Regions from separate parts of the Mus musculus genome. Here regions 2, 3, 4, 5, 6 and 7 are each linked to region 1. Evidence: chromatin loops called from intact Hi-C (ENCODE). Cell type or tissue: heart. All regions are shown on one strand. Region 1 has its middle 64 kb from the start of 4930526H09Rik. Region 2 holds the start of 4930526H09Rik (RIKEN cDNA 4930526H09 gene). Region 3 has its middle 69 kb from the start of Gm33172. Region 4 overlaps 4930526H09Rik (RIKEN cDNA 4930526H09 gene). Region 5 has its middle 37 kb from the start of Gm38397. Region 6 has its middle 77 kb from the start of Gpbp1. Region 7 has its middle 9.6 kb from the start of Gm32990.

What was found. A loop is a pair of places that touch in the nucleus more often than their neighbours do. Peaks named below come from ENCODE experiments on the same cell type or tissue, not always from the same donor. Only the 100,000 strongest peaks of a DNase experiment are listed, where the experiment ranks them.
Region 2: it touches region 1 in a loop (4-fold over the local background); 5 of 42 quality-filtered maps call a loop at or near these places.
Region 3: a loop joins it to region 1, with 2.7 times the contacts of the local background. A loop is called at or near these places in 8 of 42 quality-filtered maps.
Region 4: a loop joins it to region 1, with 2.9 times the contacts of the local background. A loop is called at or near these places in 6 of 42 quality-filtered maps.
Region 5: a loop joins it to region 1, with 4 times the contacts of the local background. A loop is called at or near these places in 5 of 42 quality-filtered maps.
Region 6: a loop joins it to region 1, with 11 times the contacts of the local background. A loop is called at or near these places in 23 of 42 quality-filtered maps.
Region 7: it touches region 1 in a loop (5-fold over the local background); 7 of 42 quality-filtered maps call a loop at or near these places.

The regions. Positions count from the first base shown.
Region 1 is chr13:110,966,300-110,970,299 of GRCm38, reverse strand. No RefSeq gene overlaps it. Among named protein-coding and RNA genes, the nearest start is that of 4930526H09Rik, 64 kb to the right of the region's middle. In heart, CTCF peaks have their summits at 1,780 and 1,990 (motif pointing right); DNase peaks (open chromatin) are centred at 1,539, 2,019 and 2,979; H3K27ac peaks cover 1,584 bases.
Region 2 is chr13:110,901,286-110,905,285 of GRCm38, reverse strand. 4930526H09Rik (RIKEN cDNA 4930526H09 gene) reads left to right here and starts at 1,440. Exons shown (of 3, transcript NR_131194.1): 1 at 1,440-1,917. It overlaps Gm38397 (predicted gene, 38397), which reads right to left and starts at 1,787. Exons shown (of 5, transcript NR_131193.1): 1 at 1,759-1,787; 2 at 1,462-1,519; 3 at 1,043-1,208. In heart, no CTCF peak of the experiment used is centred here; a DNase peak (open chromatin) is centred at 1,855; H3K27ac peaks cover 2,274 bases.
Region 3 is chr13:110,750,444-110,754,443 of GRCm38, reverse strand. No RefSeq gene overlaps it. Among named protein-coding and RNA genes, the nearest start is that of Gm33172, 69 kb to the right of the region's middle. In heart, no CTCF peak of the experiment used is centred here; no DNase peak of the experiment used is centred here.
Region 4 is chr13:110,892,033-110,896,032 of GRCm38, reverse strand. The region is part of intron 2 of 4930526H09Rik (RIKEN cDNA 4930526H09 gene); the gene reads left to right. Among named protein-coding and RNA genes, the nearest start is that of Gm38397, 9.5 kb to the left of the region's middle. In heart, no CTCF peak of the experiment used is centred here; a DNase peak (open chromatin) is centred at 1,952; H3K27ac peaks cover 550 bases.
Region 5 is chr13:110,864,760-110,868,759 of GRCm38, reverse strand. No RefSeq gene overlaps it. Among named protein-coding and RNA genes, the nearest start is that of Gm38397, 37 kb to the left of the region's middle. In heart, a CTCF peak has its summit at 1,846; no DNase peak of the experiment used is centred here.
Region 6 is chr13:111,411,133-111,415,132 of GRCm38, reverse strand. No RefSeq gene overlaps it. Among named protein-coding and RNA genes, the nearest start is that of Gpbp1, 77 kb to the left of the region's middle. In heart, a CTCF peak has its summit at 1,769 (motif pointing right); no DNase peak of the experiment used is centred here.
Region 7 is chr13:110,557,128-110,561,127 of GRCm38, reverse strand. No RefSeq gene overlaps it. Among named protein-coding and RNA genes, the nearest start is that of Gm32990, 9.6 kb to the left of the region's middle. In heart, a CTCF peak has its summit at 2,245; DNase peaks (open chromatin) are centred at 367, 2,277 and 2,947; H3K27ac peaks cover 618 bases.

The sequences.
Region 1 (4,000 bases):
GAAGTACAATTTAACCCATATGCCATTTTAAAGTCACCTTCTAGTAAGTCATAATCAGACGAGAACTTGAACATGACGTTAGAAGCAGAAACCAACTTGCTGAGAAATCATCCGGGCTTCCCCCAACAGTCATTTGAGTGGGTTTTTAGAAAAGTAGAAAATTTCCAATTCTAGACAGACTCTGGTTTTCAAATCTTTCCCATAGTCCTTCAAATATTGAGTCTTAGGTCCAGCTGCTCTCCTCATTATTGACATACTTTGTCTTGTGCCCTGGGAAATCAAAGTTTCATTCCAACCTGGATATAGATAAGGGCCCACTAAGTCAGACATAACTGTGAGGCAGGTTTGGGGGACTGGAGTTGGTAGCCATCTGCACACCCTAGAAAGATGCAGCATTGAAGATGATTAAGTGGAGAGAGCAAGGAAGGAACTGTCAAAGACAACATCTTTCTGATGTGTATGGTGATTTCACGGTGGACCTCTGCAGCTGGTGTGTGTGTCAGGGGAGGAGGATGAGAAAGGAGCTATAATAGACTTTGTACAGTGACTGGCTTGAAATTAAGAATCCCTATTAGCCCTAGCTCTGCCGGTGAAGTATGAAGCCTAAGGCATGTCAGTTCCCATCTTATTTTAAAAGCAAATAGATGAAGTAATTTATGCATCGATCTAGTGCTCTTTTCTTTGTTAGAAACTTCGTGATGAAACAGAAATGACACATTTTAGAGCAGAAGAGATCTTACAGTTGTATGCTCTATGGCCTGGTCTAGTGATATTCCTTAGTTTCTTATTCATAAACGGAAGAGAACAAAGGCCAGAAAGTTGTTATAAAAGGACAGCCAGCATCACAAACACTTTCCAAGGTTCCAGAATATAGATGACTGTAACCAGGAAGATCACCATATCCAATGGTGCCATGACCTAGTCTGAAATAGACACATGTTGGAGAGTGACAATTGCTGTGACGAGACTCTATGACTACCCAACTCTTATAAAGGAAAACATTTAATTGGGGCTGCCTTACAGTTTCTAGGTTAAGTCCATTTTCATCATGGCAGGAAGCATGGCAGCATCTGGGCAGGTGTGGTGCTGGGGAAGTAGCTGAGAGTTCTACATCTGGATCTGAAAGCACCAGGAAGAGAAAGAGACACTGGGTTTGGCTTGAGCATTTGAAACTTCGAAGCTACCTCCAGTGTGGCACACCTCCTCAACAAGGCCATGCCTCCTAATAGTACCACTCCCTCTGCACCTATGGAGGCCCTTTTCATTCAAACCACCACACAGGGGGCAGTGCTAGATTCACTTCTGTCCCTGGTGATAAATAGCCTGGTGTCTATGTAACTAAAAATAAAATAACGCAAACCTCTGGCTTGGTCTTTGAATAGAAAACTGATGCCACAGGCTTAAAAACATTATCAGCAGTTTGGGTTCCATTGCACCATATGCCTCAATCCAACTCTGTGGCCTGGAGAACGTCACTTGGAGAACGTCACTTGGCCCTCTTGGCTCTGCTAGGAAGTTCTCCTAGTGGAGGAGAAGGCGACAGCATGTGTCTGGCTGCTTCAATCCTGCCCGGGAAGTGCAAAGCCCCATCGGCTTAAAGGGATTGAAGAATGACTTCTTTGGATGATCTTCCTGGCGCTCTTGGACTCCTGTGTTGAGAACTGAGGGGTGAGGATTAGGGAGAAGCTCCAAAGACATTGGCTTAAGCTCATTGCCACTGTTTTGGCCAATTTAAGCACGTGTAGGAAAAACAGAGAAATAAATCCATATGGTATTACATTTTCACCAACAACGAACTACTCCTGTTTATAAGAAAAATGACCTTTAGGTAAATTTGATGCCTGGGAATCACCTGAAGAAAGATTATTTTTTTGAAAGCTGTTGTGCCTGTGTGAGCCAAGAGTACTTCACGGCTATGAATTTGACAATTCAGTCTCCACAAAGCAACTGTTTGATCCTAGCAGTGATTGGAACTCTGTCCTCTAGAGGGCAGGAATGTACCAGATTTAAAGAACATGGAGGCTTGCACTGTGCTAGGGAGGAGCCAAATGCCCTGCTTACACTGTGTGAAAGAGGAAGGGAGGGAAAGAGATTACCCTAAACTAGTCTCTTAGACTAGGAACAGTAGGAAATCTTGTCTTGAATATTGAATAAGGTATTTTTAAATTGATGTGTTTTATTTTTTTTTTTCTTGGTTTATCTTGGCTTTCCTCTGCACCAACCCAGCTGGTCCTTGTTTTCATTTTTGTAGTTTTGTTTCGTTTTTCTTCAGATTTTGTACTTTGTATTCTAGGTTGGACATGAACTCACTATGTTGTTCAGGATAACCTCAAATTCCTGATGGCCCCGCCCCCACCTCCCACATGTTGGAATTATATGCATGTACCCACCACGCCCAGCTAAGAAATTCTTACAATGATTAAGCACCTTTTAGCTGAGACATTAACAGTAGAAGTAAGTTTCCTTGGCACAGCCCTTTCAGAGCGTGGGGAGACCAAGCCTGGAGCAGGGAATGGTGTCTTTTAACTCATTCTACAGATCCTGAGTAGCCTAACACAGGAGGATGCTCTGCAGATTAATCAGAAACTGAACATAAAAAGATCACTTGGGATGTTAAAACATAAGAACTGTCAGTCAAGATCTCTGGGATTGGCAGTCTGAGAGTCTTAGAAGGCCTTTTCTCCCATGCCATGGCTTTTCAGTTAACCCAGTGCTAGATGCTCTTTGTCTCCCTTGGAGAGAAATTGCCTTGAGAATATGCTTCATGTTGGCAGAGGGATTGCACAGGGAGGTTTAAACAGCAGGCTGCCGAGAGTCCAGGACATGTTGAGGCATAACCTGCTGCCGGTGGACCATGCTGCTCCAGGCGTGACCTGGGAGTTACCGGCAGAGTTTCACACCATTGTTCCTGCTGCTCTGCTTGCTCTCCAAGGAGAGGAAGGCTTACACCACAGCTTTCCCAGGGTCCAGACACTTGCCAGCAGCTGACCCATCAGGAAATGGCCTCTCCCCTCTTCCTTCCCACATTCCTTCCTTCCTGAGCTTCCCCAGTCCAAGGTGTGGCCGCGCGCCCAGAAGATCTGCTCTGCTTGATTGACAAGCAAACAAAACCTTCCTCTTAGATAAGCAAGATCACAGGTCTGTAGGAAATCTATTTGTTTCTGGATGGAGCTTGTCTGCTCTCGCTGTCTCAATAGCTACAGTGCTGACTTCATAGTTTCTTATCATATCTTTAGGATGTGTGGAACAGTAAATCCTAAAACAATGAGCTCTGCTTTGTAACATTTTTTTTAACAGGCTAATTCACAGTGAAATACTACACTTTGTTCTACAGAGTTTATGGTGGTCTCCCTTGGAGTCCTTAGCCATTTGTACTGTGCAATAAGAAAGACTAGAAGAGAGATTTCCTTTTTGAACTTTCTTTTTAATTTAGTTCTTTAGAAATTTGTTATTCCTGACAAGAGCTGGGAATTCAGGAAAGGGTGCCCCTTGCCACTTTTGGGGAGAATCTTTTTAACACAGATGCAACCCAAGAGAGAATGACAGAAAACTGTGCAATATTTTGGCTCAACAAGGTTGTCCCTTGACTTTTACATTTGTGTAAATGGAGAGCCTTCTTGGGATTTTTTTTCTTTGTTGCCTCTTGTATGGCTCTAGGTAAACCTGTGTGTGTAGGTATGCATGTGTGTGCATGTGTGTGTGTATGCATAAAAGGACCAAAGGTAAACTACTTCCAGATTCATTTTAAAGCTGATGCCTACCCTAAGATCATTTAAGGAAGAGCAAACATGTTTCTTCTTTTTAAAAGAATTTTTAAAACATTTTTTTAATTGTTCGCAACGGTTATCACTAATATCAGGTCTAGGAAAAGAGTATCTGCAGCAGACATATTGTTTCATGTTTTATTTCCCAGATGGACAAAAGGGAGATATATACATAGAAGGGGTTGATAGCAATCTCCAGAACGGCCTGTTCGTAGCCTGCAAGATAGGTATTGTTA
Region 2 (4,000 bases), 65 kb after region 1:
CCTAGAGTTTGGAACAATAGTCATGATTGTGGAAAGTTCTCAGGGTGTTCCTTTTCTCCTTAACAATTAGTATAGATTGAAAATAAAGTTAAAATGTTTCTAACTGTTAAGGTGATGGTAGTTAGATCCAGATTGATAGAGGCAGCACAGAGTTAAAAGAAAGAGGAGACAGACCATATATAAATATATATTCTGTATATAGAAGCAGAATTGCCCTTTAATCTGAACAGCTGAAGGGGAGAGGTCTCTCTGAGTGAATGGAAGCTACTTACATTAGCACAGTGGGCTAGGGGATTTTATAGGAAAGAGGAATGACTTTGGGGATAGAAGCTTCTATCTGAGGTCAGTTCCCCTGCAGGGTCCCAGCGGAAAACACCAAAGGAGGTTAGTGTGTTATCTATCTTAATAGAAGCCAGGTGTTATTACCAGTCAAGTTTCCAGTCTGGATTTTCTCAGTCTACCTGAGACTTTTAACCCTTCAGTGGTATCCTGGGGAAGGGAGGGGTGGTACTAGTGACTTTCACATTAAGTGAAGAGTTTATTTAACAGTAATGTACTGACTTAAAAAAACTGTGACGAATATATGACAGTAAAATATTAACCACAGACAGAATAGAGGGAAATAAAGACATCCTCTATACCAGTGATTCCTAACCTTCTTAAAGCTGCAGACCCTTTAATTCAACTCCCCCTGTGGTGAATCCCATGACAAAATTAGTTCATTGCTACTCCATAACTAATTTTGCTACTGTTTTGAATCACGATGTAAGTATCTATCTGGATATCTGACATATGACCCTCCAAAGAGGTTGCTATCCACAAGTTGAGAATCACTGGAGTCTATACCACCTTGGCGGCATTTTTGTAAATCTGAAACAATTTGGAAAGCAAGCTTATGAATGATACAGTGATAGAGGAAGCTCATGATAACACCCACGAGTAGCTCAAAGGCCACAATGCTTCTGCTCTCCAGAGAGAGGTGACCGCTCTCCTGTAAGCTCTCTGCTTTGGAGCTCCAGCCACATCACCACACCTCCATCACCTTACAGAGCATGCCTCCAGTTTGTTTAAGTCTCTGAAGTGGTGAGGCTCACTGCGTATGCTCCATTCTGTCCTCGCGCTGTGCTGGTTTCTGTGGCGCAGGCAGCTATGCGCTTCACATTTATCTTCTTACTGACACTCAAAACTGGCCTTCCTTTGTCGGGATTCTGCAAGACCAAAGGAAGTGTTTTAAAACGTCCTTCTGTTAGGTTACCACGCATGATGATCCTAGTCAAGTCCTGATAGCTGAGCCATTTGGATCTGGCCTTTGTGACAGGTTTCTTGTTCTGGAAGTCTGAGTCCTGGGAGATCCAGAACATGATTGGCTTCTATGGCATGTCAGCCCTGCAGAGCCTCGTCTGCCTCTTATACAAGCATCCTGTTGCTTTTGATCTCTTATTTCTAAGGTTACTAGCTTACCATGGATGGCTGTAGTGAAGGTATAGCCACAAGACTGAGGAATCAATACAGCATACATCTGTTAGCAACACAGGAGGCCAACTTGAAGTTAGGTCAGAAAGGATATATTCAAAAAGTTCCCAAAGTTCTGATTCCTACGTGTTTCTGAAATGTGCCCCTTCTTGTATCAGTTGGGGTCCATCTGATAAAGAACACCTTTGAAATCTATCTTGGGTGAGAGAAAGATTGGTCCTCAGAGCATTGCTGGTTTGGATGATGGAAAAGGTGAGATGCCAAACAGAAGACAAGGCCACTCACGTTAGCTGTAGCAGGAAGCTATAATCAGCGCTGGGCTGTGTGGACAAAGAGAGGAAGTAGTGTTTCCACAGCCAAGGGTGGGATCCCTGGACTGCAGCCAGGACTGGAGCATGCGTGCACAGAGGCAGCTGAAGCCAAAGAGGAAATACAACTGCTGCTGTAAGTGTCATCTGAGGCCTTAGAGAGAGAAACATCCTGAAGTTTTCTGTTTTTCAGGCTGCTGACAGTAAATATTTCTGGGCAAAGCTAACCAGAAACCTGCTAACCCAGAGGCTCTTTTCAGCACAGAGCAGAGAAGCGAGTTCTCTTTTCAGATACAAAGGACCGCTGCTCCAGCTGAGCCTCTACCTTCTCCTTCTCCTTCTTGTACTGTTACTTATGGTACAGACATACATGTACACATGTCCTCACAGACGTTCCTGACACAACAGTGATAGTCTCCTTCCGTTTCTTCTTTCATACTTTAGACAGAATGATGGTCTAAAACAAACAGATTTGGCTCCTGTTTAAGCCAAAAAATAATTCCTTGTCACTGTGTATCAAGCCCAAGAATTTTATCACGGAAGTCAAGTTTTTTTGTCTGGCTCTTATCTTCCTCTTTAGCCTTTTTCTCCCGCAATTCAGGGCTAAAGGTGAAGTTCTGTGGGCAAAGTGCTTGCTTGCTTAGAATGTGCAATGTCTTACACTTAATCCTCAGGAATGCAAAAATATGAAAATGATGGTTTGTTTCCTACAACTGTTGCATGGCTCGTCTTGAATGCAATGAAGACTATGTAAGACACAGAGTCATCATAGACAGCTATGGCCAAGGTGTCAGAGCGTCAGCTGTTAACTCTCCATCCTCAAATAGCTTCTAGAACCCTGGAAGAACATGAGATGGGAAGATTTCACCTACTCCAGGGAAATAAAGGGGCAGAGAGATGCATGGGCTATGGAATGATGCCAACGGATCAGAGAACAAGTCTGTGCGATTTGTGACATTCTTAGTAAAACCCATCACGTTTGATAAGTCTGGCTATGTGGTATGAAATTTGATTGAGAATAGAACTTCGTGTCTAAAGAAGTGGTTCTCACTACTATTCCTAAAATTAACTTACTGCTAACAGACCTCTGGTGGAATAAAGGACTGTGGAAGGTTCACTCTTAATAGGAACAGATGCTAACTGTCATCTACAGCTCCTACCTTCTCTCCACCCCCACAGGCACTCCTCCTAAACTCCTAGTCCCCATTCTGCTTGTGTGACTTAAGGCTTTGGTAATGATTGGCTTTGGTTCATGGCTGTCTGCATTTAACCAGTGAGCACTGGAACACAAATAACTTACTAGTGGACACTTTAGTGAAGACAGTGATTTCCCCAACCCCAGCAGACCACAGCCAGTATTAGTCTGTAGCTGAGGGGTGTACTGTCTTCATCACATAAACAAACACACCCATATATAAACATGCATATACATCCATGCACATACACATACATACACACATATACATAAACACACCTACACATAGAACAATATACACATACATTTACGTACATATACACACATACATGCACATACATATAGATACACAACACATAAATATACACATACACAAATATATACCCATACATATATACATACACACACCTATATACACATATGCATACATAAATACACATACACAAAATACTTGACAAGAGTTGATATATTTCTAAATCAGGTCATCTCAGTTTCCTAATATTTAGGTTTTTTGAAAACAGAGTTCACTTCAAAAGCTTATTTCCTTTTGAATTATAAATATCATTTACTGTATGTTTTTCAAACTCCAAATGTAGCTAAGTCATCCGTAATCCATCCATAATTTGGGCTAATATAATTTTTTTAATCTTTTTTTTTAATCTTCCTCAGGAGACATTAGCTAATATGGAGGTTATATAGTAGGAGATGTCCACAGAAAGTAGATTCTGAAAAGGAAATAGAGTAGCACATATTTGTTAGAGAATGTCTTAAGAATAATCCACATAAAAGAGTTGACTATAGCTTGGAAGAGAAAATGTTGAGATAGGCTGTCGCAACAAGAGATTGGCCACAGTAGCCACTGTAACAGCCAGGTGTGATGGCCTTTCTGATTTGTGCTGATTCAGGGAAAAGGCATGTTGATGTAGCAAATCAGTAATCAGCAGGGCCATTTAAGGTGAGCCATCTTTATTCAGATAAAAGAATCCCAAACAGGAATGGCAGTGAGGTCCATTTCCCACAGTCC
Region 3 (4,000 bases), 220 kb after region 1:
TAGTAGGATCTTGATGTATTCCTGTATCCTCCCAAATTTACCAGATGTGATTCAGTAGAAAATAATATGGACACAAAGTGAGGCTGAAAGAATCCAACCTACTGTTTCCAGTTTCCTGACTGTGACAGACTCTATATTTTAAGTGAATTGAAATGCATTAATGAAACAAAGAACTTTGAAATTACAAAAAGCCGTTCTATTTCCTCCCGTCCATTTACTTCTTACTATTTGATAAGAGAACACGCATCCTTCACTTCCCAACTCCACCAGATCCCTGATCTGTTTTAGCATGAAGGAGATTTTGGCATGAAGGAGATTTTGTTCCCTCTGTGCCTGTCCTGTTAAAATGACAGTTATGCAGTACACCACCAGCCAGAGGCACCTTGAAACTGCTCAGAATCAGGCACAAATGCTCACTGCCTCTCCTGGTCACTGTCATCTCCTCCTCTCAATTTTGTTGTTATTACTTGGGGGATGGATTTCGCAACTATACATTCTCCAGTTCCCCTTGACACTGAGTCTAAACCATGTTTCACGTGGGGCGAACCTCTCCATTCCTCCACAGCACCCTAGGCTTGTTTCAGTCCATATTTTACTAGCAATAGCACTGTTGATTGCTCACATGTGATACCTACATACAGATCTCCAACTTTTCTTCTTTTTAGCCCAACCAAGGAAACAGTTCATCCAACCATTGAATCCACTTGACCCATCATTAGCTCCAGTTCTGAGATCAAATCATTTTCTTTCTCATGTAACTTACATCCTATAGACTCTGCTGGGCCCTTACGATCAGTATTATACTTTCCTAGAAAACTTTTAACTCTGCTTAGATTTAATTATTCAGTTATTCCCCATTTTATATTGCATGGATGAAGATGGTTCTATAGAAAAGTGCACAAAAATAAAAAAAAAATAATGACAAACATATCAATCAAATGCTAAATATGGTAGTACAACACCTCTATAGTCCAAGTATTTGTAGGGATGAGATATAAGATCGGAAGTTCAAAGCTATCCTGGGCTAAATAGCAAAATGGGGCCAGCCTGGGATACATGAGTTCCTTTATAAGAAAGAGAAAAACAAAACAAGACAAAACCTCCACAACCAGAGCAACAACAACAAAAGCTTTCTGAAGGTCTCAACAGTGTTAAGCCACTTTACCTTGCTCCTCTCTTCTATTCCACAGCTTATGCCTCAGCCCAAGATTTTGAGATGATTGTTTTGCTTCTTTTCAAAATCCCCAAACATCATTTATCACTTTTTCTCAAGGTGAATCTCCTACCAATAGAAATAGGCATAATACAGTTTCAAAGATAAAATTGTTAGAAATTTCAGGACTGTGCCAGGAGGGCAGAATGCTGCAAGTTAGTGCCTTCTAAACTCAGGGTCCAATGCATCTGAATAGGCTGCGGGGTGTGAACTTGGCCTGTCTCAGACACTACACATGGGAGGGAGGCAGGAGATTCTAGCTGCATTGCAAGGCTGCCAGCACAGAGGGATCCCTTTGTTTCGGTCTGTTGGATACAGTACAGGTAACTGAATCCCAGTTCCATGTGTTAAATGTAACACTACCTGGCTGTGAGTGAATTAATCATTAAAAACGGACCAGTGAGAAAACACCATGCAAGTCTAACACAGGAGAGAGAATGAAAATGTTAGAGCTGACAAAGAGTTACGAAGGAGTGAAATCTCAGAGCAGCTAATCAACACTACAGAAATAGAAGAAACAGTAAAATAGTTAAAATATATTTACAGTATAAGTTATTTGTTTTATAAGATGTCTCACCATATAGCCCTATGTAGCCTGGAGCTTGCTATGTAGACGCGAGTGACGTTGAACTCCCAAAAATCTGCTTGCTTTTACTCCTGAATATTGAAACTAAATGTATACACCACCAGGCTGAATAAAAATGATGGCACTAATGATGAATTTCAACATTGTACTATATACCTTGACAAGTTAAATATTATATGTGTATTTGTATATACAATGGAGTTGCTTACTCAAATATTTTCTATTAATAGCTCTGATAATCTCTCCATTTCATTACAATTATGCTTCATAACTATTATAGAATTAAAGATAAGAACATAAGTAGATCCTATCTTGGGAAGTGAAGTCTCACATGTCATCATAAGTGGTCAAAAAGGATTAAAACATACTTTTGACATGTGTATGAATGTCCTTGATATTTACTGCTGAAAGAAGTGTAGACAGGGCTTTGCTTGATGAAAATCTTAGACTTCTGAAGACATCCTCATTGTTGAAATGTTTCACATGTGCATACACACACAAAGAAAAAGATAGGAAGGTAGGAAGGGTAGATGGGTATACACTGTTTCCTCCCTAAAAGATGTTGGAAAGTTAGTTAGAATACCCCAGTATTCCCCCTACTATGAAGTGGAAACACTGCACTTTGAAACATGAGTTTTACTTATGGTTTAAACACATGAAGTGTACAGGTCAAAGCCCAAGTGTGAGAAAGGATAGGGATGGATTTTATATAAACTTTGAATGGTGTTTGCTGTGGATAGTTTTCATTGTAAACTCAACAAACTCCAGAATCACTTGGCAAGAGTCTCATTGAGGGGGTTGCCCAGATCAAGTTGGTCTGTAGGTTTAATCCTTAATGGCTATTAAGCATACTGTTTCACTATGAAAATTCTTGACAACTTACATTGACATAGAATAATTCCAATTCCCTATGATACTCTCTACCCTTGTCCTTATCTTCATTTCTACCTAGTTATAAAGCCTAGAATGTATGACCTGAAGATCTCAATACATTAATTAATTTAGTAGACCTCTTTTTCCTCAGGGGTTTTATTTCAATAACCCCAGGGCATGACTGAGATATTAATATTGCTGTAGTTTCAATGTTGAATGTCCACCCAGAGACCCAGGTATCAAAGACTTTGTTTTTAAGGAGATGTTGTTTGGAGATGAGAAGGACTTTAGGAAGTTAGGTTCTATGAGTGGTACTTGGGTCTTTATGGGCATTTTCTACAGCAGTGGTTCTCTCAGCCTTTCTACTGCTGCAACCCTTTAAAACAGTTCCTCATGTTATGATGACCCCCAACCATAAGTTAATTTTGTTGCTACTTCATAAGTGTAGTTTTGTTGCAGTTATGAATTATTCCCTAAATATCTGTGCTTCCTGGTGCTCTTAGGTGACCCCTGTTTAAAAAAAAAAAAAAGTCATTTGATTTGCAAAAGGGTCTTGACAGGTTGAGAAGGAATCACAGGACCCTAGCCCGTATTTTCCTGCTACGGCTGCTTGGCATGGTCACCAGAGACCCAGAGCATTTAATTCACTTGACCTTGGACTGGAGCTTCCCAAAGTGTGAGCCAAATGAAACCTTGTATCTTTAGAAGTTATCAACGATGTTTCTTCAAGGTGACCGTAAGAGACAGTACCAAATCTTATGTATACAGTGGGTTGAGGATTTTGTTGTTGCTCTTTGCCTTTTTTTTCCTTTTTATTTGCATCTTTGATGAAGATGATTTTTTTTTAAATTAGGTGCAACAAGAGCTCATAATAAATAGAGGAAGTATAACAATTCATAGGAATAAATCTCTGTAAATGTGACCCCCCTTGAAGCAAAAGTTAATAAAACATTTTTAAGCCATGGCTCACCTTGTGTGTCTGCACAACATGAAACTGCAGCCTTGGGGCAGGCACCCAGAGATTCTGGGTCTATGATCTTTTCTCTTCAGTGTTCCACCCCAGCACTGGCCAACAGTCCCATGCTTTCTGTCTCTTGGGACCCAGGTGCTCCTTGTACATCATAGAAGGCTGCTTCTCAGAACGGGGTATTGACCTGGCTGCTTTGCTCCTCAATCCTGGGCAATCCTGCCCATCAGAGATAAGTGATGGGCACAAATATCCTGCCTTTCTCCTGGGGTATGTCTGTCTGTACAACTTTTTTTGCATATATAGGTGCCATTACATTATATATTTGAAGTAGTAAAATATGCTGCTTAGGTGAAAGGGA
Region 4 (4,000 bases), 74 kb after region 1:
AACGGGAACTGCAGAGAGAGGAAGTGGCAAAGAACAACTCCATAGTGTTAGGTGACCACACAGACAAGAGATGGACGCGAGATCTCTGGAAAACGTCAGTCACGAAGATTTTTATGTAGTGTTTCTCATGCAAAAGTGTCTTGGGTCAGACTCTGGCTTTTGTTACGTACTTATTCCTCATCTTTACCAGTTGACCATATAAGTATTAACCTTAAAAATATACAGTGTATTATGTTATTGCCCATCCCCTCCCTACCCACTTCAACTCCCTCCTGCCTCTCCATTCCAACTTTATGGACTCTGGTGTTTTTTTTGTTTTTTTTGTTTTTTTTGTTTTTTAATACTCCACTGAGTCCAATTAGCACGCCTCATATTTTTAGAAAAATAACCAAGAGCATTTAATATATTTCCATATTCTTTTCAGTGACCTGTACATGACATCTCCATGTCCTTTACGGGAACTTGGCAAGGGCTGGGCGTGGTTGATGAGTGTGAAGGGAGATTTTCCGAGCACATGTTGAAGTGAACTCAGCAGCTAGTAGACCAGGGCACAACAGCGGCCTTTGTTTTCGAAGGGTATCTCTCCTTCCCTTGACCTCTCTCTGACTTATCACCCAGTCCTCTCCCCACCTCTCCCTCCTCACTCAGGGCTTTCTTTTCCTCTTTTCCTTTTCCCAACCTGGATGTTTTCACCTACAGCTCGGCTTCCTTGGAATTGCTCTTGGCTCACCGTGGGCATTTTTTTTAGGTCCGTGGTTGTGAGATTTCACAACCGGACTGCTTCTGTGTACCGAATACTGCTTCCCTGCCATCCCTCATCCCTTATTAGCGAGCATCTCACCCACACAGTTTGCAAGACTTCTCTGCTAATCACCTTGGTTAGCTGCTTTACATTTCCCTAACACGTTGTGCAGTTCATTACCATTTGATTTATGGCCACGATAGCAACAACCTCATACCTTTGATTTTTCGACTGTGGGTGGGAATAATCTTTAAGGGATACTTAGTTGTTGTTGTTTTGATGTTTTAAGGTTATTTAGGCTAATAATGAAAAAGCTATTAGAAGATGCTCTATGAGGATGTCTGAAAAGCTTCATAAACATCACTACCTTCATCTTTCACATCACTCTTACTTAGAAAGCATACATAGAAAAACAACCAAAAGGCTAGTTACTTACAACTAGTAAACATAAATTCTGAAAACTAGCTTGTCTTAACTTAAAAAATAGTCCCCTTTCTTCCTCTACTTTAAGTCCAAGATATAGAAGACATGATTCTTGTCTTCAAGATGCAAGAACACAGTTACTCACAGACTGCCCATGATAAGTGTTATAATAGAATTATAAAAGAAACACTCCAGCCTTAAGGGCTTGGCGGGTGGTGGTTCAGTCTGAGGTAATATTGAGTACATCACTGAAGAACAGCATAGGTTTGGAGTGCAGACATACAGAAGTGAGGCCACTGCTCCAGAGAAGGCAGCCTGGACTTCCTTTTCAGTTTGTGACCTATCACTTTAATCTGTTTTCAAATCTACTCTCGCTTCTAACGATACACAGTGAGTATAGGCTATGCCTTTTTACAGTATGAATATTGCCCCACATTATAGCATACAAAAAGAATGCAATTTGAAGAGAAGAGCTTCAAAAAAAAGAAAACAAAGGAAAAAAAACAAGTTAATAGAAATTCTTCTACCTAGAAGCTGGGATGAAGATAATTAATGAACATGAAATAATCTAGGAAAAGTATCTTGTGGGATTTGAAGCTGCGTGTGTGTCAAACTGAGAAGTACAGCACACAGACACTTCCCAATCTTGCTTTCCAATCTTGTGCTTATACTTCTGAGACACTCACAAGGATCCAGCTTCCTCTAAATCAAGGCTTGGACGGATGCTCGGGCAGACCACCCTGAGGCGATGATTGCCTTCCTCAGGAGATGGCCACATGCGCTGGGTCCCGTGGGAGGAAATGAATGAATTGCCTATTGTACTTTTTGACTCAAACAAGGTTTAAAGGTGAATTTCCAACATGTTAGGGGGTAATCATCACAGTGTGGTAGCCAGGCCCTGGTGGTCCCACCCTTCCTAGGTTCTGTAAGGTCTTCCCCTGTTGAAATTATATAAACACTTGGAGCTTTTCTTCTGTCCTCAGAATTCTCTTCGTCTGCCAAGGTTATGGTTATTTGGAATAAAAACTTGGCTCCTTGCAATCTTTATTAAGAAGTTGTTGGCTGTACCCTTTCTTCTGCTGCTTCATCTGTAATCTTACAGTTTGTCTTTTGGGGGCCTCCTGGTGTCAAACACTGCCTCTGAGAACTGTCAGCAGCAAGGGGGGGGGCATATCTGTGTGTTTGGCATACTAAATGGTAACCCTAACTCTGAACTTGCCTCAGGGTCACCTCCCCTCTCTCTTTTCCAGGCCAAGTTAAAGCCTCTAGTAAAATCTGAGCTGAGCAGAAATTCACAGGTTGTACGCGGCAGGGTTATCCCTCTTCATGAGGAGAGATGATTGTTCTGCACAATATACACAACCAGACTCCAAAGCGACTTTCTTCTTTAATAAAGTTGAGGATATAGACTGCTTATTGCATGGTCTTCTTGGAGACAGTAAACACCTCTGGAAGGGAAGACAAAGAAAATGATCAGGCAGAAGGAGTTGATGGAGACACAAGTACGGAATCTTTGCTGGCTAGTTTTAAAGAGATGTCTAGGATTGAAGTGGACCCTCAGAGCTATCCACGAGGGTTTGACCTTCACTGGCCTGAGACAGACAGTCATTGGCTGTGGGCATCAATACCAGGCATATAACATTGGCCATAGGGCTCTTTACAGTTTAAGCACTCTGAGAAGGGACTAGCAGCTGATGAGCTCTGATAGCACTTAAGGAGCAGGAAGAACCTTTACCCTGAGAAGCAGACCAAACATAGCATTACTTGGTTTACCACAGATGATCCCTGCTCCATTTGGATTTGTCCATTTCATATTTGAAGTAACTCTTGAACACTCTTCTGAACTTCTTTTCTTCAGGTAGACTGGAAATCAGGAGTCAGTGAAGCTGTGGATTCCTCTCTCAAAAGTTATCACATATACTCACGGTCTCCCTTCGTTGTCAATTCTAGATTTCCCTCATGTTTACCTATCTTCTCCGATCTCCAACTACTTCCTTATGGTATAACCCACAGCCCCAGTCTTGAATAATCTTGGGATCTGATTATCATGCACTTATCAAGTCAGAATTGCTTCATTTTTTCTATCTGTGATGGTAAATGAGCAGAGGAACACCCAGAAAGTGGGCTACCTGGTACCAGACTTAATCTTCCTTGCCTTATTATATAATAATGGCTTTGTGGTACCTGATGATTAGTATTGCCTTGTGAAAACAATAACTAGTGGGCAATAGTTGTGTTTAATACCCTTTCTACAATGGATGCTATGTGGTGAGATCATCGTGTGATCGACTCATTTTTATGATTTGAACCTACTCATACATTTATCTATATTCCTTGACATGACATCCCTGATCTTCCTCCTTTTCTTTCTTTAGACTGCTAAGAAAACCTGTAGCTCCTGATGAGTCTGTAAATGGTGTCTGGCTTTGGATCACATCTCTTTCTGAACAAGGGTGATGATGGTCATGTGCAGATAAATTGAGGTTGCATGATCTCCTGTGGTCTTTGCCAGTATTCTAGATCCTTTATATTGAGTAAGTGTTCTCAGTATTATAAATTCTCATATCAAAATCCATGTTATACTTAGTTTCCTTCATCACACATCCTCAACATGCAATCTCACGTACAATTCTTACATCCTCCTGGTGCACAGTGGCCAAGAGTTGCAGCTCCTTTGCGGTGTAGTATCGTTCTTCCTTTCTTTGAGATTCTAGTATATCTTTGGCTTAATTATGCTGGAAGCTAGTCTTAGTTATCTGCTAAGCAGCCACAAAGGGAAGTGGAACAGATCCTGTGGAAAACACACATTTTGTGCAGGGGGAGGGTTCTACATTC
Region 5 (4,000 bases), 100 kb after region 1:
TGGCATAGCTCCAGGGTGGGGCAACTCCTAAACTGAATCCAGAATGCCAAACAGTAGGCTGCTATACATCATGCCCCATATTTCTTTTTGCTTTCAATTGTAGTTCATCTGTAGCCTCTTCATTCCACCCAAACTTACTTCATTCTTATGTTCTGAACTCTTCTTCTTTGTAAGAATATATCCCATCAGATCTAGGCCACCTGTTTGATGTCTTAGCTACATGGATTAGAAGCCCATTGTTGCTTCTTAAAATGTCTTAACCTTTCCTTATGTGTAAAATAGGTATAGCAGAGAGTTGTTGAGGAAGAGGTAGAATTCAAGTTTTAAAATAGGTTGGGGGTTGATCTTGGAACTTTTGTTTTTCAATTACCTTCTCATCCCACTAAATGTTAAATATTCGACTTATTCTCTTTGATTTCTAGCTTTACAGTCTGCCAATGCAGGATTAATCTCAAACCTAGTATGAAAAGTTCAACAAAGTTCCTCTGAAGATTACTTATTAAAATGAATAGAATTGTTTTTGAAAGTACACCACTGGATTATACTCATGTATTAATTATAAATATAATTCTGAATGTTTGCTAAGACTTGTGCGGAACCAGACACCTCAGACACTGGGGTCAAAAGACTTCCATTGACAACCTTGTGTATTACACGTTACCACAGGGGACACCAGCATATTACATGTAGTATTACCTATTACAGAGACTGAGGGGGGAGACCCTAGGAGTACCACCACTTTCCCAAGCCTAAAACTGCATGGTGATCACTGTTGCTGCTGTTTGTGAAAATCTATTCATTTCATTCACATTTTACTTATTTTAGAGGACTGTTTGCTTTTCTAAGTGAGGTCTTGAAACATGATGGGTTGTAATTATCATTGCTGTATGTAAGTATTACCAGTAAGGGTGTCCACATGAATTCTCTGTTCTATCAAAAACCTGACATAGCTCTGGTTTGGGGGACATCAACCAGGAGCAAGTTTAGAATTTAGTGAATGCAATGGGAACTAGTAAGGCCAGCTTTCTCACTTTTCAAATCAGCTAAGCTCCCCAACTGTAACTTTCCCAGCACCGTGTAGGGGCAACTGCTTCCAATGTGTCTGCACTTCAGAAAATCACTCTCTGTCCTCAAGGACAGAAAACAGAAAGATTCTTAAATTACTCATCAGAACACACTTACTTCCCAAACAGCCAGCCTGGGTTTAAAGGCTGTCATTGACTATGTATTAAGCCCACTCCTCACTGAAATCAAAATGTTGGTCCTACAACCATATGAAACCCCAGAATGGGTTTCTATGTTCTAGACAGGCTTACATTATTTGTAGTTTCCTAAGATAAGAAAAGAAAAAGGAAAGCAAAAAAAGACATCAAGATCCACAGTGTCTGGAAGGAAAGTCTGCACACACGGCCATGGTCTACACAAGGAAAGATTCGGACGCTTGTTCTGATATCACGGAGCTATTTACAAACCTCCAGCTTGCTCTCAAGGAACTCATGGTAATTTCCTTAGCCACACAGAACTACCGATTACAGAGGACTGCCATACATTATTAATGGACTCAGATCTCCTTGAAACTCTAACCTTTCCAACCAGAAACAGGTCTGAGCAGATCAGAGGAGGAAAAAGCAAGACCTGAATGCAACACAGTAGTTTTTCAAAGGTTTCTTCCCAACCCCAGTTAGCTCTGCACATTCCCAAATTCCCACAGACATGTGGCTAACAGAATTTGAGCAAATGTACAGACTTCTATATTTGCAAGCAGCCAGGTTATTAGCTCTTTAAGGCCATGTGCAATGTCAGGGCCTCCCCAGTGGCTATACCCAATAAAACCTGTGATTGCTCTGTTTTTCCACTAGAGACCTCTGTCTGCTAACAGGAAGGTTGTGAGCAGTTCGCACTCCAGAGCTAGTTCCTGGGCAGTTCTAGGCTCTATCCGCAGTAGATAAAAGTTTGCCAACTTCCCCCTAGGAGATGGTAGAGTTTACCATCAAAGGAAAACAACTCTCCCTCTACCCCTCCCCCTCCCCTCCCCTCCCCCTCTCTTCCCCTCCCCCTCCCCTGTTCCCCTCCCTGTACCCCTCCCCTCCCCCTCTTCCCCTCCCTGTACCCCTCCCCTCCCCCTCTTCTCCCCCCCCCTCCCCTCCCCCTCCCCTCCCCCTCCTCGCCTCTCTCATTTAAATGTGCTGAAACTTACTCAAGCAGGTATATCATGAAGGATAATTTCCGAGACTTAAAACAGTGTCACACAGAGAAGAAAGAAGCAGGAAGATTCTTTTCCTTAGGTGTGCCCTGCTGAGATTCACAGAGAACCTCTGAACAGGCAGGAAGAAGAAAGAGTGTGTTTGTTCACAGGCCAGAAGCTCCTGGTCATTACTACATGTTAAGCAAGAGTTCTCTGGTCCTACCCTGTCCCAGGTGGCCCTGTATCCCCTCGGGTAGTCTTCTTCTTAGTACTCAGTACCACCACCACCAGTGTGAGACATATAGCTGTGCATTGCCAATATAACAGATGGAAGACATCTGGGGGGAGAAACTAAGAGATAAAGTTTCACCATTTTTCCCAAAGTCAGAGTACATTCATCTCCCTTTGCCTTTGAATAGTCTGTAAGGGATACAGAGGTCTGAAAGTGGAAATAATCTTCCCTCACTTAACCTGTGGCCCTGTGAAAAATTACCACGGCTTGGGTTTCAGAGTTTGGGTGTAACTAATTCTGCCCACGTTTCATGGTCTCTCCTACAGCAGAGTCCAGACAGGATGAGGCCAACGGGTCTGTGAAGCCTGTTTGGGGATTTACCATGAGTCAGGAATTTATAGATATTTCTTCAGACTCTCTAATATTTATGTTTTTTCTGAAACGATTATGGGTCGCTTGCATGTGTTTCTTAGGGAAAATGGCGTCATGTGTGTAGGTAGACTGTCTTTTCTTTTGTTTTTTTTTCCCATTCATTTATCCAGGTATTATCAAGTGCATCAATGTGCCAGTCAATGTAATTATCAAAGGAAAAACATAAATGGCAAGGCACAGAGGCTTGGTTCAGAGTTCCTAACACGAGATCCCTAAGAACAAACAACCATCAGGATGTCTATAGCACACACACCTTGTATGAAAAATAGATTTGAAACAACCCTTAAAGGGTTGGATGTAAGTAAATACCTAAAAACTAAGCAATTAAAAGAATTCATTCGAGTGGTGCTGCAGAGATGGCTCAGTGAGTAATAAGAACCTGTATCATTCTTGCAGAGGATTTGATTTCAGTTCCCAGTAACTATGGAGACATTTTATAACTGTTCGTAGCTCCAGCTCCAGAAATATCCAGTGCCCATGGCCTCTGTGGGCACATGTAACACCACACATGCACGTATATGTATGCACAGTTAAAAATAATAAAAACAAATCTTAAAAAAAAAAACAGTGTCTTAGAATTATCACATGATAGAAATATTCACAATACAATATGAACTCAGGGATGGAGTTGTCATATCTGTGCCTGACATAAAGTATGGAAAAGGCTACTGAGATAATGACACTTGTATTGCCTGTGGAGGATGAGTAGGAAGTTCCCAGGTATCTGCAGGGAGGCTAGAAGGAAGTCATTATGCCCTGACAGGAAGATCACCTCCTGAACCTGAGGCTAGCCTACAAAGCAAAGCATGATGGGTATTTTCTCTACAGCAACCTGACACCAAGACCATGCTGGATCATTGGTCAACTACTACAGGTGGAGGAATCCCACAAATAGTTGAGAACAAGGAAGTAGAATATGTCCAATGCTCGGTGTGGGATGATCAAGAAGATCAAAAATGTGTGTTTCTTGACCAAGCTGTAGGAGTGCCTAGCTTCAGCTCAGTGGCCTGCTCCCTTTTAACTGGAATTGGAAAGGTTTGCTCGTTCAAGTACACAGAGTACTCCCCGTGTGGGAGAGAGGTGGCCTTGATTCTACAGCAGAACAGCTGTATGCGTGTTTCCTGTGTTCCCACTAGCCTTCTTTACATCAT
Region 6 (4,000 bases), 440 kb before region 1:
CAGGCAGGCAGGCATGGTGCTTGGGCAGTAGATCTTATCTGCAAGTTGGAGGAAAGACAGAATGAGCCTGGCGTGGGCTTTCGAAACTTCAAAGCTCACCTCCCTCCTGTCCCCAGTGACAAAACCCCTCCAATAAGCCCATACCTCCTAACTCTTCTCAAAACATTTCTACAAATTAGAGATCAAACATTCAAATATATGAGCCTATGTATGTAGTGTGTGTGGTGCTTTTCATGTTACCTGATAGGGTCTGAAACCACCACACAGGGACTCTTTATACTGAATCTGGAACTCAGTGATTGGCTGGACTAACTGGCCAGCAAACACAGGCATCTTCCAGTCTCCACTCACTGGTACTCAGTTGTGGTGGTTTGGATAGGTTTGGTGGTGATAGACTCATGTATTTGAATGCTTGGCCCACGGAGAGTGGCACTATTAGGAGGCATGGCCTTGTTTGAGGACATGTGTTGCTCTCAGGGGGAGCTTTGAGATCTCTTCCTATGCTCAGCTCCACTCAGTGTGGAAGAGAGCCTCTTCTTGATTGGTTGTAGAAGACAGTTTCTTCCTGGGCTGTCTTTGGATCATGATGTAGAACGCTTAGCTCCTCCAGCACCAAGTCTGCCTGCATGCTGCCATACTTCCTGCCATGATGATAATAGACTGAACCTCTGAAACTGTAAGTCAGCTCCAATGAAATGCTTTCTTTTTATAAGAGTTGCCTTGGTCGTAGTATCTCTTCACAGTAATAGAACCCTAACTAAGAAACAGGCTTACACATTTGTGCTGTCACGCTCGGCTTGCTATGAGCGGTAGAATGTGAACTGCTTGCACGTCAGAATTTTACCACAGAGTTAGTCAGTGTAGCCAGGTTCTCTTCGAACTCACAATCTTCCGGCTTCCTCACAGGTTCTTGGATACATGCATGTGCTCTACCTGACTGGAGGAGATTTTAAAAATTTACAAACAATAAAGTGTTGTATAGCTTTAAAGGCAATTGTATATTGCATTTGTAATCCAAAATAGTGACAATCCATAGGGTACCCTGGAATTATCTATGCCCACCAGATACACAAGAATAGTATCTAGTACCTAATGTTTGTAGATTCTCGCTAGTACTGGCTCTCTTCCAGAACAATCCTCTCCTGAACAGGAGTTGGGGAAGGTTTAGACTGTTGGGTTTTTTGTTGTTCTTTTGCTTGTTTATTTTGGCTTTTCAAGATAAGGGTTTCTCTGTGTAACCTTGGCTGTCCTGGAACTTACCTTATAGACCAGGCTGGCCTTGAACTCAGAGATCTGCTTGCCTTTGCCTCCCAGTGCTGGGATTAAAGACGTGTGCCACCACTGCCCAGCGATCAGTAACTTTAGACTGTGACTACTCATGAATCTCCAGTGTTTCTGTCTGTAGCTCCTCGAATCTACCTGAAAAGCAAGCAAAAGTCAGAAGCAAATTTCTTTCTTTTTTTTCCTTCGAGACAGGGTTTCTCTGTGTAGCCCTGACTGTCCTGGAACTCACTCTGTAGACCAGGCTGGCCTCGAACTCAGAAATCTGCCTGCCTCTGCCTCCCGAGTGCTGGGATTAGCAAATTTCTACTTGGTATTCTGTATACAGATGAAGCATTTAGAAACACATATCTTTGATCTTTGTGAAATTATCGGCCAAGGAGAAAGGCTCTTTGGACTCACAGAAATGGAAATAATTCCTTTTCTGACATGACAACAAATGTCAAATATATTCGAAGATCATTTTCACAGGTATATATCTCAGTGACCAGCAGAGGGGGCCAAAGAGCTGTTGATGTCTACTCGCACAGCACACATGATAATGTTTAAACTTTGTATCCAGAAAGTATCATGGCTTTAATTTTTCTGACGGAAGTGAGGCTAATATATGCATAGAATTGTACAGGTATCTTGTTGCAAGAATCCCAAGAGTTATGAAAGAAATGCTTTTTACATACAAAAACAAGGCCACCAAACTACTAAATGATTCAGTAGATAGCTTCCCTCCTCCACATTCTCTCCAATTCCAGGGTCCAGAATCAGACATTTTAGACACTGACTTTACTTTGCCTTGGGGAAAAACATGTATTTTTTAAAAGTAATTTGACAACAAAACACACATTTAAAAATGTACCGAAGGGCCTGGTGGTGGCGGTGAATGCCTTTAATCCCAGCACTCAGGAGGCAAAGACAGGTGGATGTCAAGTTTGAGGCCAGCCTGGTCTATGGATCAAGTTCTAGTACAGCCAGGGCTACACAGAGAAACTATGTCCCCCCACTCCACTCCATCCCACTCTCTGGGGGAAAAAAAAGGTACCAAAGAGTCTTGGTGAATGACACCTTTCTTTCCCACTAGATCCTTAGCCGCCCCACTTCAATGAATGTCCACCTCTGTAAGGCAGTTTTAAAAATAAATCCTGCCATATATGACAAGTCCTTTAACAAATGTAATAATTCTTTAATATATATATACATATATATACATATACATATATATATATATATATATATATATATACACATATATATATATACACACATGCACACACACACAAAACTTTCAAATAGGAATTCAGGAGTCCTACCTCTGTTCCACAGAGGTGGTGTATTGATCATTGGTATATATATCTATCAGCAGACACTGACTACTGGTTACCAAGAGTGATCATAAGTGCAGGGCGGGCAGCAGTCCACAGTGGCATGATGGCAGACAAGGTTGTCTTACGCTCTCCATCCTCATCCCTTCTATAACTTTGCTGTTAGCTAATTCACGGGGCAGGCTGTGTGTTGTTTGATGAGAGAGCACAGAAGAAGGTTGAGCGCTAGGACCTTGGGGCATGTGTGCAGCATGCGCCCCTTTCCTTGGTGTCCCCTACCTAGCATCCTCTTCTCATTGATGGTTCTTCGTCCAAGTCCAAGTATACCCTGTCCTTGTTTGGGTTTCAATAGCTCGGAAGAGGAAACCATGGCCACAACAATTCTTACTTAAAAAAAAATGGCTTGCATTTCAGATAATGGTTTAATCTATTATCATCATGGCAGGAAACATCGCCTCGCACTCGCCTCTCTTTTATATATATCTTGATGCTACTTTTTCAAAAGCTCTGGGGTCAAGGTTCTATACATAAAACACTAGTCTCCAGATGCCTGATCTGGTTGGGAAATCACCGGAGCACTGAAGACTTCTCTCAGGCATAGCGTTACTTTCTTCTTAAACTATATTAGAGTAACCCAGATAGTGACTTACAGCCTGGCTTTATCATGTGGTCTTTCGAGTTTCCTCCTTGCTTGTGGGACTCAAGCAACCCAGTTTAGTGGGTGGTATCTGAGGGAGAGGCAGAAAGAACGTTTGTAAAAATTTCCTTTTAAACTGAATAATACAGGGCTATGTGTTGTGGCCATCCTTTTTATTGCACATGAGATCTCAAGAATGCACGCATAGCACATAACTGAAATTCTATACCCAGAAAGGACATTTATGTGCTAAGAAGTTGTCAGGTAAGTATTAGATTTTTAGAAGTATTATTTTAAAATTGGTATACACATCTTTACATATTTATCAGTACCACATGATGTCTTGATAAATGTACATTTTATGTGACGTTTACATGATGACAAACATGTCTGTCTTCTCAAATATTTGCAGTATTTTTGGTGAAGAAAAACAAAATGAAAGCACCCTAGCTTTCTTTTTAACTGTACAGCATATTTATTGTTCACAATGTTCACTCATATGTGTATGTTACATTTTCATAAGAGTCTATTATAACATGCACCAGGCATGATCGTGCATGCATGTTCCATTTGGGAGGATGAGGAAGGAAGATAGTGAGATCAAGGCCAGGCTGAGCTATATACTAAGATCCTGTGTTAGTAAACAGCAACGAAACTTGTGTCTTTAACTGACGTTTGTGATTCAATCTGCCTAGTGCAATGACAGTCCAAAAACCATTAACTTCCAGGAGACTGGAAGGGATGAAAGGCCACGTTAATCCAGGTG
Region 7 (4,000 bases), 410 kb after region 1:
TTTGTGTGTATTATGTGAAGGTGTGTCTGTTTACACAGGTACATTCCAGCCATGTCTCCAGGCTGTATGCCTCCGCGTGCACCAGGCTTGCCAGCCCTGGAGGTTCCTGGGATTTTCTTGTCTTCTTTTCTCAATGTAAGCATGATGCGATTACCCATCCTCACTAATTTATTTGACATTAATTTGCGTTTCGGGATCTACACTCCAGCCTCTAAGCTCGCACAAGTACTTTCACCCACTGAGTCATGTTTAAAAGGAGCCGAAGCAGGCGTTCTCTTACACGGAGAGCGAAGCTTGCCAGGGAGGAAACTGCAGAAGCAAAACCAAAACAGACGGAGAAGTTCCGAGTGTCCTTAAGAAGTTTGTACTGCCTGAGTTCCTCTTACATAAGTGCCTGCTGTTTTGGGCTAACACGGGGCTGAGGAACAGAGCTCCTGTGGAGAAGGTCTACATCTATGCGTGCTATGGTTTGACTCAGTGTAACCTACAGGCCCGTGTGGAGGCTTGATCCACAGCGGAGGTGGTGTTGCCTTTAGGTGGTGCAGGCAAATGGCAGGCCTTAAGCCAATGCGGGCAAGGCACTTAAGGGGATGTTGGACACCTAACCCATTCCCTTCCTCCTTGCTCTTTGCTTCACAGACATCATGAAGTGAAACGCTTGCTCCACCATGTTCTCCAATCTGATGTGGTCTCACTATCCTCAGACCCAAACTTGAATTGAAACTGTGAGAGAAATAAACTTGTCTTGGTTAAAAGTTGATTTATGTCAGGATTTTGTTAAAGTAAGAGAAAACTGACTAGCACAATATGCATACTTAGATGTACGTATATGTGTGTATACACACACATGCATGGGTATGCAGACATATGCATGTATGTATGTGTATCGGTGCTAGGGGATATAGGGTCAAAAGAAAAGATGTTTAAAAGAGTGTATGAGTTATATGTTCCCTTTTCGAAAATAGAATTCCAATTCTTTGGTTTGTGCATCATATATAGTATCCCATATAGGTAATGTTTTTTCTTATAACTCTTTACTTTGTCACGCACACAGTTTCTTTTCTGTCTTTCGGCTGTTAAAATAGCAAATAATCCAGGTTTACTTTTGCCCAGCTTCCTTCTTTCATCTTATATGTCATTGCTTATATGTCATTGCTAGCATTTTTTCCCCCAGAGCTTGGGCCTGTTGTCTCAGCAACTGCTTTCCCCTCTGCTCCATCATTTATCAACGGCACTGGTTTTGCTTCTGTGTTTATTTTCCTTGAGTCTCAGAGGATGACTTTTCTGGAGACCAGAATGTCATGTATGCCCAGTGTCTCATAGAACTTCTTGCATATAAAAATAAAGATAGTTACATACATTGTTGGCAAACAGAAAATCTGAGCAGTAGATGAAATACTGAACAACATATGACATATATGCAGGATATTTCTCGGCTGTGGTATACTTGTTGACCCTATACAAAGCCCTAGATTTGATTTCTAGAACATCAATGAAATCTTTACATGTCAAAAAGAGTTAGTAAACCAGAATTATGCCTAGAATATAAGGCCATGGATCATGTAAAGATTTGTGGATTGACGTGCAAACTCTAGTACATCAATTGCTTTTCTTGGCCCTTGTTATAATCTTTGTCTCTTTCCTTCATTTTGAACTATATCTGGACCTAGAGTGATCAGTAAAGATAAGAAGCTGTATGCCTGGAGAAACCTGAGTGTCAAGCCACCCTATAAGGTTATCCTACTCAAGGGAAGAGCCTGGTCCAGAACATGACACCAGTTGTCTTCTCCTGTCTCTATTGCATGAGTAGAACCAAACACAGTGGCACACACTTATAGTCCTTGGTGCTTGGGAGGTAGACAAGATGGATGGCATGTGCCAGGTGACCAATGTTAGCCTGAGCACCATAGCAAGACCCCCATTTCAAAACAAGAAAATAGTTTTGTCTAACAGTGACAGCTCTCTCCATGCCTATTCAGTAGCTGTTAAGACGCAAAGCTTCCCTTCAGATGACAAATGATACATTGTTGCCCTTATAATGAAACAAACTTGCCATAGACCCAGCTTTGATTTCGGAGTTTTGTCAAGGTAACTCAGACATAAGGATTACTGTCCTCAGAGATGTGTCTAACCCTGAACTGTCTTCCAGATTAGGCTACAGAACCCAGTATCTGGAACTTCAAGAGGTGCGATGCCTCTCTTTGCTCTGCTTTGCTGTCACCTAGAAGCAGCAGCTGCTGCTGAGGAAAGATGACCTAGAGGATGTCTGGGGCCATTGCAGCCAGAGGAAGAAGAGGAGGGGCTGACTGAGTTGAATTGGCAAGTTGTGTGATTAAGTCTGAATGGATAAATGTCATACATGAGAAACTGTGCTACTGTAACACTGGATCCATGAAGGTGAGTTAGTTTAATGTCTGTTGGAAGCCTCACAGAGGTATTTGGGGAAACAGACCCTGAACTGTCGGATAAATTACTTCTGGAACGAAGCTCAAAATTATCCTAGAAATGAAGCTATGCACCAAAGCAGGAAACTCCTCCTGCGAAGCTCACGTGGTCATCTTTCTGGGCCTATTACAGGGTGGAAATTCAGTCTTCCTCGTCTTAATTAGCGTTTGTGGTTTCATAAGGGTGGCCCAAGTCGTGAAATTTCCTCTCTGTGTTATTGTACAGAGGATTCCGCGAGAAGGGACCGCAAGCCCGAGTCCTTCACAGTTTTGTTGAAGAATGTCAGCAAATTACCATTGTTTGGAATCACACGCTCATAAGCTGGGCAGCAGAATATTTATGATACGAAAACAATCACAAAAGCCTTTGCCGCGCTGCCTTATTGACACAGCTTTCCCGTCCCCACATCTTGCTTCCTCTCAGGAAAGTGGGACGTGTTGGATGATTTCCCAGGTTCTATTTGGAGAGGAAGTCTATACGTTTTCCACCACGCAGACCCTGCCAATCTGCACACTCCAAAGAACACCTGCAACTAACAACTACGCCTGCTCTCTTTTGTGTGCCCGCAGCTATCAAAATAAATGAGTTACCCCGGTTGGGAAAATTACATCTCTTTTCGGAGTAACCTTGCTCTCTGCACGTGCGCAAGGAGTCAGACACCGTGATGCTGTGCCCAGTGCTCCTGACTAGAATTATAATCCAGACATTTTGCGTTACGTCATTGTCAGTAAGTGTACTAACAAGAGCTATTAAGATCTCATGACCTGCCTGTCCCCTTTTTACTAGTACTTCTCCCCTATTCTGCTCACGGTTGATTCTTAACCAGTATAATAATGGGAAAGAAGGACCTGCCTCTTTTCTTTGCCCAGATCTGCCACTAAGATTTTGAGTCCTCTCTCCCCTCCCTCCCTTCCTCCCTCCCTCCCTCCCTCCCTCCCTTCCTCCCTCCCTCCCTCCCTCCCTCCCCCCTCCCATCTCAAGCATCCTTGTAGGCTAGCATTCAAAAGAGAATGGACAGTTGCTTTCCTCCTGAACATCTGTCCAAGCCCCCAGGATCTGAACTTTGGCTCAGAACGCTGAGAACTCACAGCAGCTGTATGGTCAGCTTTCAACACAGCACATGCATGGGGAAGGACTTGCTGCTCAAATGAATGTTCATTTACTGTTGGGTATTTAGCAACCCTGCCCTCGAACATAGGGCTAGTCACAGAATATTCCTTTGATGGAAAAAAATAGCAGGAGATACATCCACAAGCAAAAAAAAAAAAAAAAATCAAAACAAAACAACGAAAACAACAACAGCAAAAAGCTCCAAACCCTAATCACTACATCTAACAAATTCTGCTTCTTCCCTGATGGTCCTGTTGCTGCTGTAGCCACTCCTAATATATCTCCGGGCACAGTAATGATGCTGGTGATGGTGATTCCAGGTTTGGGGTGGTGGTATGAGGTGCATAGGTCTGTGCACATGAAAAGAGATCGCTTTGGCTCAGCACCCACCTCTACTTTGGAATTGCCCCAGGCAGGACAGCCTGGTTTGGCAAAATATGTACCC